Linked DNA regions of Homo sapiens: regions 2 and 3 are each linked to region 1. Evidence: chromatin contacts called from ENCODE Hi-C or POLR2A ChIA-PET data. All regions are on one chromosome and are shown on one strand. Each heading gives the region's core, a stretch centred on a gene start or an enhancer-like site at or near the end of the contact. The rest is flanking DNA. Distances are from core to core; before and after follow the strand shown. Region 1 has its middle 67 kb from the start of RESF1. Region 2 has its middle 12 kb from the start of LINC02422. Region 3 overlaps BICD1 (BICD cargo adaptor 1).

The links. Hi-C counts contacts between places; a loop is a spot of excess contacts on that map. ChIA-PET counts read pairs that join two places held with the same protein, here RNA polymerase II (POLR2A). Pooled maps may share reads with other maps.
Region 2: a pooled map shows a loop between it and region 1 (4-fold over the local background). The contact joins two enhancer-like sites. A Hi-C loop is called at or near these places in 1 of 168 maps with a recorded cell type or tissue (endothelial cell of umbilical vein) and 5 of 50 pooled maps. POLR2A ChIA-PET finds 5 or more read pairs at or near these places in 6 of 52 experiments (B cell, H1, K562 and 3 more).
Region 3: a loop to region 1 is called in a pooled map, with 2.0 times the contacts of the local background. The contact joins two enhancer-like sites. A Hi-C loop is called at or near these places in 1 of 50 pooled maps. POLR2A ChIA-PET finds 5 or more read pairs at or near these places in 2 of 52 experiments (Caco-2 and activated T-cell).

What each region holds. Positions count from the first base shown.
Region 1 is chr12:32,024,445-32,027,956 of GRCh38, forward strand. No RefSeq gene overlaps it. Among named protein-coding and RNA genes, the nearest start is that of RESF1, 67 kb to the left of the region's middle. RefSeq lists an enhancer at 551-845. Within about 2 kb of position 1,572, at least 2 of the 41 ENCODE cell types and tissues checked have a DNase peak (open chromatin) inside an H3K27ac peak, as active enhancers do; they include B cell, where a contact is called at or near this core.
Region 2 is chr12:31,873,367-31,876,863 of GRCh38, forward strand. No RefSeq gene overlaps it. Among named protein-coding and RNA genes, the nearest start is that of LINC02422, 12 kb to the right of the region's middle. RefSeq lists an enhancer at 2,049-2,343. Within about 2 kb of position 1,730, at least 22 of the 41 ENCODE cell types and tissues checked have a DNase peak (open chromatin) inside an H3K27ac peak, as active enhancers do; they include B cell, where a contact is called at or near this core.
Region 3 is chr12:32,271,252-32,275,188 of GRCh38, forward strand. The region is part of intron 2 of BICD1 (BICD cargo adaptor 1); the gene reads left to right. Among named protein-coding and RNA genes, the nearest start is that of FGD4, 130 kb to the right of the region's middle. RefSeq lists a silencer at 211-411. Within about 2 kb of position 2,665, at least 10 of the 41 ENCODE cell types and tissues checked have a DNase peak (open chromatin) inside an H3K27ac peak, as active enhancers do.

The DNA of each region.
Region 1 (3,512 bases), core at 322-2,821:
CTTGAGTTCAAGAGTTCAAGACCAGCCTGGGCAACATGTCTAAACCCCATCTCCACAAAAAAATATAAAAATTAGCTGGGCGTAGTGGTACCCGCCTGTAGTCCCAGCTACTCAGGAGGCTGAGGTGGGAGGATCAGTTGAGCCAGGGAGGCAGAGGTTGCAATGAGCTGAGATTGCATCACTGCACTCCAGCCTGTGTGACAGAGTGAGACCCTGTCTCAAAAAAAAAAAAAAACTTAAAATCTTTTTTTTAATTCTCTCAATTTCAATCTCACTTACTTCTTCTTTCAAAGCCACCACTGTCTGAACCTGGTGCCCTTCCTTCTGATTATAGTTTTCGTTGTTGTTACTGTGTTTTGTTTACTTTTACAATTTTGGAATATGAAAATATCTTTCTTTTGTAACGACAAATATGGAATACAAACATTACAACTTCTTTTTTTGCCCATCCTGGATTAAAAAGGAAATAATAGATGAAATGCCTTGCAAAGAGGACAAAATATTTTGGGGTCTAAAATGTGCTTTGCCCAGGATCTTGCCTTGTAATGATAATGACTCTCCCTTAGTGATCCAAACAAAGGAATGTGGTCAACTGTATGAACAAGGTTCAGTGAAGTCCTGAGTCACATGACAATCTGTCCTCCCCAAGCCTCTGTGCTTCAGAAGCTGGAAAGTCGTTCTACCCTTGGGCACAGGGTACATGTGCAGTAGCAATAAATAGCACCAGGAGGAATAGGAGCAACAAGTGTTACTGGTAGAGGGTCTTGACTACGAGTTGTCCAGGTCCTTGGCATTTTGAACAAAGAATTGAACAAAACGTACGAAGTAGCAGAGAAATGAAATGCAGGAATGAAGCAACGAGAGCAGGAATTCATTAAAGCGAGAAAGCACTTCACAGGGTGGGAGTGGGCCTGAGCAAGCAGCTCAAGGGTGCAGTTACAAAGCTTTCTGGGCTTTAAGTACCTCATTTGAGGTTCTTATCTAGATGAAGGATTTGGTCTGTGGCAAATTAAAGACTGAGGTGAACTGGCGCCCTGTGCAGATAAAGGGATGGTCCCTGCTTCGCCAGGGCCAATCCAAGGCACTCTCCTTTTCCATCCCAGCACTTTGGGAGCCTGAGGCAGGTGATCACTTGAGCTCAGGAGTTCAAGACCAGCCTGGCTAACATGGTGAAAACCTGTCTCTACTGGTGCTCTCGCCATTATTCCATCTGCTATGAGCCCCTTTCTGCATAAAGTAAAGTTTGCCTTGCTAAGAGAATTAAATTTATGTTTGAATGTTATTTCTTTGTAGCACTGGGGAACAAGCATTCTATTTCTAAATAAACATTTTTACATATAAGAAATGGTGGTCCGTACAGGGATACATTTTCCTCTGGGGTGGTCTCTAGTCCTCTCATGAGGGGGTCTCCCACTGCCTCATTGTGGTGGCCTCAGGGGTAGTAAGAAATTGAGACCCATCTGGTGTGATGAATAGACCCGGACTCTCAACAAGGCAGAAGAAACTGGCCAGCAATCTGGAGTAAATGATCCTCACATATGATGTGGACCAGGCGACCTCATGCATGAGCCAAGAAAGGAAACAAACCAGAGGAGCCGTACACCAGCACCTGCCTGGAAACCACATCCTCATCAAAAGATAGAAAGAAGAAAAACTCGAGGCAGCCTAAGAACCCTACCTTGTGCTGCTAACCACCGAGACTGCCGTTCGCACAGCAGAAAAGGATAGACACATCATACCCAAGTCAAAAAAGCGTCATCACCATCAAAGTTATAGGTCATTGTTCCAGGGTCAAGCCCTACCAAGTTAAAGCTAAGAAAACTTTATCTATCTTTTCTTTCCTTTAACTACTCCCCATCTTATTAATGTAACTAAATCTAACTCACCTCAAATTATTACTTTTAATGCCTGTTCAGTTATCACTCCTCTCATACCAAATGACAAAACCAAAGTCTTTGTAGTAAAAGTAAAAAAATCTAAAGCAAACCACAGCAATTAAAACAAGATATCAAGATGTAAATGACTAGCTAAAATACATTAAATATTCTGTCCGCACTCTAAATAAAAGCAATTGTTATGCTTGTGCACACAGTAGGCTAGAAGTCCAAGTTATCCCCTTTCCACTCAGATAGTCCTCTAATCGACAAGGCATGGACTGCATGGTAGCTCCTTTTCTTCTTTTGTCTTTTTTTCTTTTTTTTATCTGAGACGGAGTCTCGCTCTGTCGCCCAGGCTGGAGTGCAGTGGCGCAATCTCGGCTTACTACAAGCTCCACCTCCCGGGTTCAAGCCATTCTCCTGCCTCAGCCTCCCAAGTAGCTGGGACTACAAGCGCACGCTGCCAAGCCCGGCTAACTTTTTTTTTTTTTTTTTTTTTGTATTTTTAGTAGAGACGGGGTTTTACCCTGTTAGCCAGGATGGTCTCGATCTCCATCTCCTGACCTCGTGATCCGCCCGTCTCGGCCTCCCAAAGTGCTGGGATATAGGCGTGAGCCACTGCACCCGGCCGGTATCAAAATCCTGCAGCCTAAGATAGTAAAGTGTGCCAAACTCTCTCTACTATTTCCTAAAGTGCAGTACCCTGAGGGTCAGCCCCCCGAGGGCCATTCAGCCTCCATCTTCCAAGACCAATTTTACCTCGTGTCTCCAACGATAAAAGGAAAATTTAGCGTACTTTGAAGACTTAACATGATACAGCGAGGTCAGGCACTTCCAAAAGCTAACCCATCAGTCCACCCTTATTCATCCCCAAGCGGATGCATAGTAATACTGTAAAAAACCTTTACTAGACACTCTACCAAATAATTAGAGCAGCACTTATGCTCTAGTTCAATTAGCTATCCCTTTTACCCTGGCATTTCATCAATCAGAAAAAGAGAAATTACGACATAAGCAAATAAAAGAAGCCTCAAAAGAAGCAGCCCCTTACAGCTATTTTGATTCCCATGTCTATTCAGATGCAATTAGAGGTCCTCACAGAGTACCAAATAAATTTAAAACCAGAGATCAAATAGCTGCAAGGTTTAAGTCAATGTTGTTTTAGTGAGTAGCAATTAATAAAAATGTAGATTAAATAAACTGCATTTATTACTACCAGCAGCAATTTATTAACTATACCAAAGATGCTGTTAAAGAAATAGCTGAACAATTAAAACCCACAAGTCAAATGGCCTGAGAAAATAAGATAACTTTAAATATAATATTAACAAAGAAAGGTAGTGTTTATATTATAATCAAAACTCAGTGTTGCACCTTTATTCCAAACAACACTGCTCCCAATGGGAGCATAACAAGGACCCTCCAAGGACTTACTGCCTTATTAAATAAGTTAGCAAAAAATTCCAGCATTAACAACTCTATTTCAAATTAGCTCGAGAAATAGTTCAGCCAACAGAAAGAGACCATGGCCTCAGTCCTTACTTCTCTAGCAACTGTAATAAGTATACTTCTCCTTATTAGATGTCATGTTATGTTATACCATACATTTAAAAGCTAATCAAAACAACTAAGCCA
Region 2 (3,497 bases), core at 480-2,979, 150 kb before region 1:
GACGTCTCTCCTCTTCTCTCTTTCCCTGCTGTGCTGTTCCACCGTCCATCTGCTGGTATCCTCCTCTACTCACCTGCTGCTCTGCTGTGGAGCTTGGGGTTTGCGGTTTACGTGGGGGCAGGATAGAGGGTGTGGAGGGACAAAAGGCAACCTCTTTGTCTTGAAAACAGGAATGCCTGTCCTCATTTAGGGCCGCAGGTCTTCAGGCTTGAAGGTGAGGTCTTTGCCAGGGATCCACCCTCTTCTAACCAGTATTTTCCCTGTCCCCTGTCCGTATCAGAAGCAGATGCAGATACAAGAAAACTTCTCTGCCTGCCCTCCATATTTGCCTAAAAGCAGGACATAATTTTTGTTTGTTTGTTTGTTTTTTGACACAGGGTCTCGCACTGTCACCAGGCTGGAGTGCAGTGGTGTAAACATGGCTCCCTGCAGCCTCAACCTCCTGAGCTCAAGCAATCCTCCCACCTCTGCCTCCCAAAGTGCTAGGATTACAGGCATGAGCCATCACGCCAGCCAGGACACAAATTTTTTTTTTTGAGACAGAGTCTCGCTCTGTCGCCCAGGCTGGAATGCAGGGGCGCAATCTCGGCTCACTGCAAGCTCCACCTCCCAGGTTCACGCCATTCTCCTGCCTCAGCCTCCCACGTAGCTGAGACTACAGGCGCCCGCCACCATGTCCAGCTAATTTTGTTTTTTGTATTTTTAGTAGAGAGGGAGTTTCACTGTGTTAACCAGGATGGTCTCGATCTCCCGACCTCGTGATCCACCCGCCTCGGCCTCCCAAAGTGCTGGGATTACAGGCGTGAGCCACCACGCCTGGTTCACCAGGACAAAAATTTTTAAAGGTGTCTGCCCTTCCCTTTCTACCAGGAAGGACCAAAGTTAATCACTGGAGACAACTGTAGATTCTTATCAGCCCAGAGATGACACCAGAGGAATCTACATTTCAAACTTCATTAACTAGCTCTTACCATCTATTAGTTCCCCCATTTAAACATATTTACTTTCCCACAATTTATCACCCTAGAAACTTAAAGTCGTTTTCCTTTGTATTATCATTTCTCTACAAATGTTCTTTCTTATGAAGCTAGAAAAAACTGAGGCATGGTTTAAACGTCAAATAATTTATCTGAGCCAAATGTGAGTGACTGCAGTCTGAAAACACTTCCAGGTTACCTTGAGAAGTGCTCCAGAAATCAAAAAAGAGACTCGGGCCTTAAAAGAAAAAAAGGATGAATCAGGAAAGGGGCGACTAGAAAAGTTGTTTTTCGCTAGGTCTGGGGCTTTGGGGAGGTGGGTTTCCCATTTGCAAAATGGAACTTTAAAAGTCCACGGCACCTAACATTTCCAAGCTCCTCTAAATCTTCCAGGAAGCACAGGAGATGCAGGGCAGATGGGAGCATTCTCATCCTGCAGATAAACAGGCCTGGGGTCAGCTGGGAGGTTGGAAAGGCAGGCACTAGAATACCAGGTACTGGGTGAGTGAAAGCACAGTGTGACCTGGCAAGGGAAGGGGAGGCGAGAGCAAAGCAGTTGCTGTCTCTCCAGTTTCTCCTTCACTAACCACCTCAGCCCAGGGCCTGGAAAGAAAAAGAACTTAAGGACTTCCACAGGCTGAGACTGGATGCTGAAGGTGGACAGTGGCTCACACACCTTCTTGAAGTCAAGTGGCTCCTCCCCTGCCCACCAGATGCCAAGAGGGTCTGTTGGACCCAGACCTGTGGTGACAGCTACAAGAGAAGGAGGAGACACCAAAGTTGAGTTTGCTTTATAAGTGACATTGCAGGCTGGGCTGCAGTGGGGGGGCAGGATGAAGATTCAGGCTGTACTTTTCAAGGGACCAAGGGCTTGGGATCCACATAGGCCTCCCACACCGTCAGATGTCAGCTCCATCAATACTGAAAGACAATAGGAGATGAGGTAGGGAGGGGGTGAGAACGTGGGGAGAGGGAAGGGAGGTGGTGGGAAAGAGAGGAAGGAAGAGGTGAGGAAAGGCAAGGAGGAAAGGGAAGGGAAAAAAAAGTTGTTTTTCAACTATTATGATCAGTGTGATCGTATCTAAAGCAGTCTTGGAGTCAGGAGACAGGCTGTAATTGTTTAAAAGGTGGCCTGTTCCTGGGGACTTCCCAGCTCAGCAGGAAGCAGTCACAGATGTTTTGGCAGTTGTTTAGCCAGGAAGTTCTCTGCTTAAGACATGCGTGGGGTGGCTGGGCGCCGTGACTCATGCCTGTAATCCTGGCACTTTGGGAGGCAGAGGTAGGGGGATTGCTTGAGCCCAGGAGTTCTAAACCAGCCTGGGCAACGTAGTAGGACCTTGTCTCTATAAATAAATAATTAATTTAATTTTTTTTTTAAAAAGACAGGCCTGAGGTCCAAACCGAAATGGCCTCCCGACTCCATTTTATGTGCTTTGACTAACCCGTCACTGTTTCCCTTCATCATTTTGTTAAGATGCTGGACAAGCCCCAGTTCTAGCCACCCTTTTTAGTTACTCATCACTGAATGCTCCCATGTGTATACAGGCAGCACATGTTAAAAAACTTTTTCGGCCAGGCGCGGTGGCTCACGCCTGTAATCCAGCACTTTGGGAGGCCAAGGCGTGCGGATCACGAGGTCAGGAGATCGAGACCATCCTGGCTAACAAGGTGAAACCCCGTCTCTACTAAAAATACGAAAAAAATTAGCTGGGCGTGGTGGCGGGCGCCTGTAGTCCCAGCTACTTGGGAGGCTGAGGCAGGAGAATGGTGTGAACCCAGAAGGCAGAGCTTGCAGTGAGCTGAGATGGGGCCACTGCACTGCACTCCAGCCTGGGTGACAGAGCAAGACTCCGTCTCAAAAATAAATAAATAAATAAATAAAAATAAACTTTTTCTTGGCCGGGCACGGTGGCTCACGCCTGTAATGCCAACACTTTGGGAGGCCGAGGCGGGCGGATCACCTGAGGTTGGGAGTTCGAGACCAGCCTGACCAACATGGAGAAACCCCATCTCTACTAAAAATACAAAATTAGCTGGTCATGGTGACGCATGCCTGTAGTCCCAGCTACTCGGGAGGCTGAGGCAGGAGAATCACTTGAACCTGAGAGGCGGAGGTTGCGGTGAGCTGAGATGGCACCATTGCACTCCAGCCTGGACAACAAGAGCGAAACTCCGTCTCAAAAAATAATAATAATACAAATAAAAAAATAAAAAATAAATAAAATAAAATAAAAACGTTTTTATCTTGTTAATCTGTCTTTTGTCAATCTAATTTACAGGGCCCAGCCTGTAAATCTAAAATGAGTAGAAGGAAAAAGAATTTTTCCCCTCCTGGGCAGAACACTCTTGGGCACGTGAGCCTTGGCTTCTTAACCACATATCTGAGCAGCCAGTGTGGCAGTGGTGAGTGGCAGTGGAGAGACTCCAGGAAGCAGCCATTTCCCTATCCTGGGTGCTTCCTGTTTCTGTCTAATGCTACACATAGTCCATGGTTTCAGTATGTTGTATGTGTTTGATTGT
Region 3 (3,937 bases), core at 1,415-3,914, 250 kb after region 1:
GTTTCCACAGTGCTTCCAGCCCTCTCCCCAGTTTGGAGGCCCCCAAAATGAGGCGCTTATCTCTTTGATTTTGTGAAAGAAAATGCACAGTTCGTCTATTTGGGGCTTCTGAAAGATGTTAGGCCCTGAAGAAGGTTGACTGGGAGACTGAGTGGGGAGTGACAGACCATGACCTTAATTACTGACCTTTTGTTATAGATTAACTTCCTTCCTATTTTATTGTTCCTGGCCCAGACCAGATAGCACTTGAGATAAAAGATCCCTTGATTATTACATCCTTAATGTGGAATGTTAAATACTCCCTTCCCCCAAGGAATCACTGCCTAAAACCAGTCAGATTGCTGCGACTGTGCACTAACCTTGTGTGGAAAATGCTGTCATCCTGTTAAGCTTCCCCATACCGTGCCTGTATAAACAATCCTCAAACCTCGCTGCTTCAGAGCACTAACCCCATCTTTTTGGAGTCCTCCTGGGTGACCCTCCTCAAACTTTGTGCTCAGTATTTTAATCCTATTGCCTGGATCTCGATTTAAAGTTGATAATTTTCAGAGAATTCTTCATTTTCTCTTTGCATATTTTATTGTTTCCTTTCCATCTGTTTTTCTTTTACTTACTGCCTGAAGCCAAGAGACAATGTCAAGGTGTCTTAGTGAAAGGAGCTCATACTTAAGGGTTCCTGGGTCAAAACCTACATCTCTCATTTCTTAGCTCTATGATCTACCTGTTTCCTTAATCTCTCTGGGCCTCAGTTTACCCATTATTGTAGTAAAACATGTACTACAAGTTACTTTTTATTTAACTACTTATGCCATATTTAATTCCCAACCACTAATATTACATATTAGTTATATATTGTTAAATCATAATGTTCTTTCACTATTTCTTTTATGACTGAGAAATTTCTTTTCAATGTATAAATCATATACATGTTGCTCCTGGACAAAACTGAGGGTCAGGCTGCTACTTCTCCTGGCCCAATAATGAGATGCAGACAAACTGGGGAAGAGAGGTTTTATTTTTGCATTTGGTTACAGGGAGAAGGCCTAGAAATTGTCACCACACCAACTCAAAATTACAAAGTTTTCCAGAGCTTATAAACCTTCCAAGCTGTATGTCTACATATAAGTGTGCATTCATCTAAAGACATAAGTGATTAACTTCTTTTAATCTATAACTAAGATCTGAGTCCTGAAGACCTTTCTCTGGAGCCTCAGTAAATTTACTTAATCTAAATGGGTCCAGGTGCTAGGGTGATTACCCTTATCTTGTCTCCTGCTAAATCACAGAGGTTTGGGGAGTTCCTTCAGACCTCCAATAAACTTGTGTGTGGAGGCCTGGGGAATTTCTTCAGACTGACAATAAAACTTGTTTATTCCAGTCTGGCCAACATGGTGAAACCCTGTCTCTACTAAAAATACCAAAAAGTTAGCTGGGCGTGGTGACGTGCACCTGTAATCTCAGCTACTAGTGAGACCTGGCCTGCCACAATGTGGTTAAGGAAACATATTAAAACATTTTTAAAAATCAAGATTTTCCATTTCAATGGCCTTGTAATTGATTGAAAAGTTTATTTTGAGTCACATGGTGTTCTAGACTCTTGTGGAGGGTTTAGATTGGAAAATAAGTAATGACAGTGAAGCAGTTGTTATGTTCGTATAAAAGAAAGAAAAGAAAAACCCACAGGACTTTATTTGGTTTTAAAAGTCTATCTGCAAAGATATAGTTTATAGGAAAATTCAATTCCAAATGTTTCTCATTGCTCTGGAGTGTGTGAAGAAGAGGCCTAAGAATATTCTTAGGAAGGCAAAAACTTTCAGATGCAGTTCATATGCTTGACACCTCTGTTTCACTTTTGGCTGACTTGTGTAGTCTGATTTTTGGTCACTGACAGGCTCAGCATCATGAGTGTGCAAGACGTAAGGGAGGCAGGACCTTGTCTTTTCAATGGTGTCTTCCTGGGTGGCTGCCAGAATTCATCATTATTGCACTCTACTCTCATAGCCTCGATTTCTGTTTTTGTTTGCTTTTACTGAAATTGGAGTAGTGACACAGAGTCAGATCATTGAAAAGACTCACAAGATTCCAAAGGGTATACTGGTAGAGTATAAACTGGAGGATAAGGTACAGCGGGAGAAAGCAAGTACCAGCAGACACAGAGGGGGCTGAGACTCCTGCAAGCAGCGCCTTTCCTCAGGCTCACTGGATGTGCTCTGTGTTTGGGTGTGAACCACCAAGATGCATGCATGATATCTGTTTTCAGGGAAGCCAAGATACAAGTGTACAGAAAAGCCATTATACCCCCGTCACATTGCTGAAACTGGATGATTAAACCACGTACCAAGCGGTGTCTAAATTTCAGTAATAATGATCAGCTAGTAGAGGGTGCCTCAAGGCAGTTTCAGACTTTAAATAACATAGTAGAAATCACTAGCTAGTCCATTTCATCCTTATCATTGTTGCAGAACTTTCTCCTTAGTTCAGCTAAAACCGGGTTCTTGTCACACAACCGGAAAAGATTAGGCTCAGGGACACATAGAAGGGTGAGGGGCAGAATTTATTGGGTGAAAAGGAAAAAGGAAAAAGAACTCTCAGCAAAGCGAGAGGGAGTCTTGCCAACAGGCCCTCCACCTCACAGACTGAACACCAGGCCACCACACAGGAACTGAAGAGGCCAGGCTCCTCCCCGCTGAACAAGCGTAAACTTCTCTTGGCTCCACCCTCTTCCCCCAGTGTGCAGGTGGGCATTATTCAGAGAGAATCAGCTGAGAAAGGGCAGGCTTTATCCGGGACCAGCAGTCCAGTTCTTCAGCCTTCAGGCTCTTTTAGGCTTGAAGGCAGGGTTTCGTGGGGGACCTTGGTAAGAAGAGTTCTTTTCGACACTTTAATGTAGATTGTAAGAGGTAGAAAAAAATTGATCACATTTAACATATAGTTACTTAAAAACACATCTTTGAGTTTTCTAGACTTCTAATATGATTGTAGAAAATCAGCGTGGCAGCCAACTTAAGACAGATCAATACCTCGAAGTCTGTAACTTTAATAAGAACATCAGAACTGAAATTCTATATTAGTTACCCTATTGTACTCACAGTCATGGAATACAGAACAGGAAAGATTCTGGAAACACATTTTGATAGTCAGGGTCACAGATATTGCTCTGTTTCAGTAACCAGGTTTTCTACTTATGAAAGTTATTTAAAAGGCAATGAATATTCAAAATGTGAGCAGCTATTGCTACCATTAGCTCCAGAATCAGTTCTGAAGAATTTGTAGGAAGTCATCTTGAAAATAATAAAGCAATATATTTTTCAGAAATAGTATCCACTAAATCATAATCTGAGGCCACTTTACTGAGGCGTTTATATTTATATTTATATTAATTTGTTATTTTACACAGAAAGGGAAACTATGACCTAAAGACAGAGATAACAATAATCTGATTAGCATTAGCCACCCCATTCCAACAACAAATCACGTTAATAAGGCATTTTTAGAAGTAGCAAAGCATAGTGGTTAAGAACATATGTTCTAGAACTAGACAGTCTGAGTTTGACTCCTGATACCACTTATTTTATTCTAAAACTTTTGGCAAATTATTACATAACCTCCCTTGCCTCAGTTGGCCAAGCTGTAAAATGGGACTAATAATGGTGTCCAACTCACAGGATTGCTATGTAGGCTAAAAGGTTAAAAGAGTTTTATATTTCTAAAACAATGTGCTTGTAATAGTCTTGGCACATTGTAAACATTGTGTAAGTGCTTATTAAAAATAAATTCATGCTTGTAATTGAAGATCGCCATATGAGATACACATTCTAGTGATCTATATGTTTATCATTAGATATATGATATATACACACACTCATATTTCAGTCCCCTGAGGGATTAACTTTTAATCCCTTGATTTGCAAATCAAGTTGTAAATTACACGTATAAA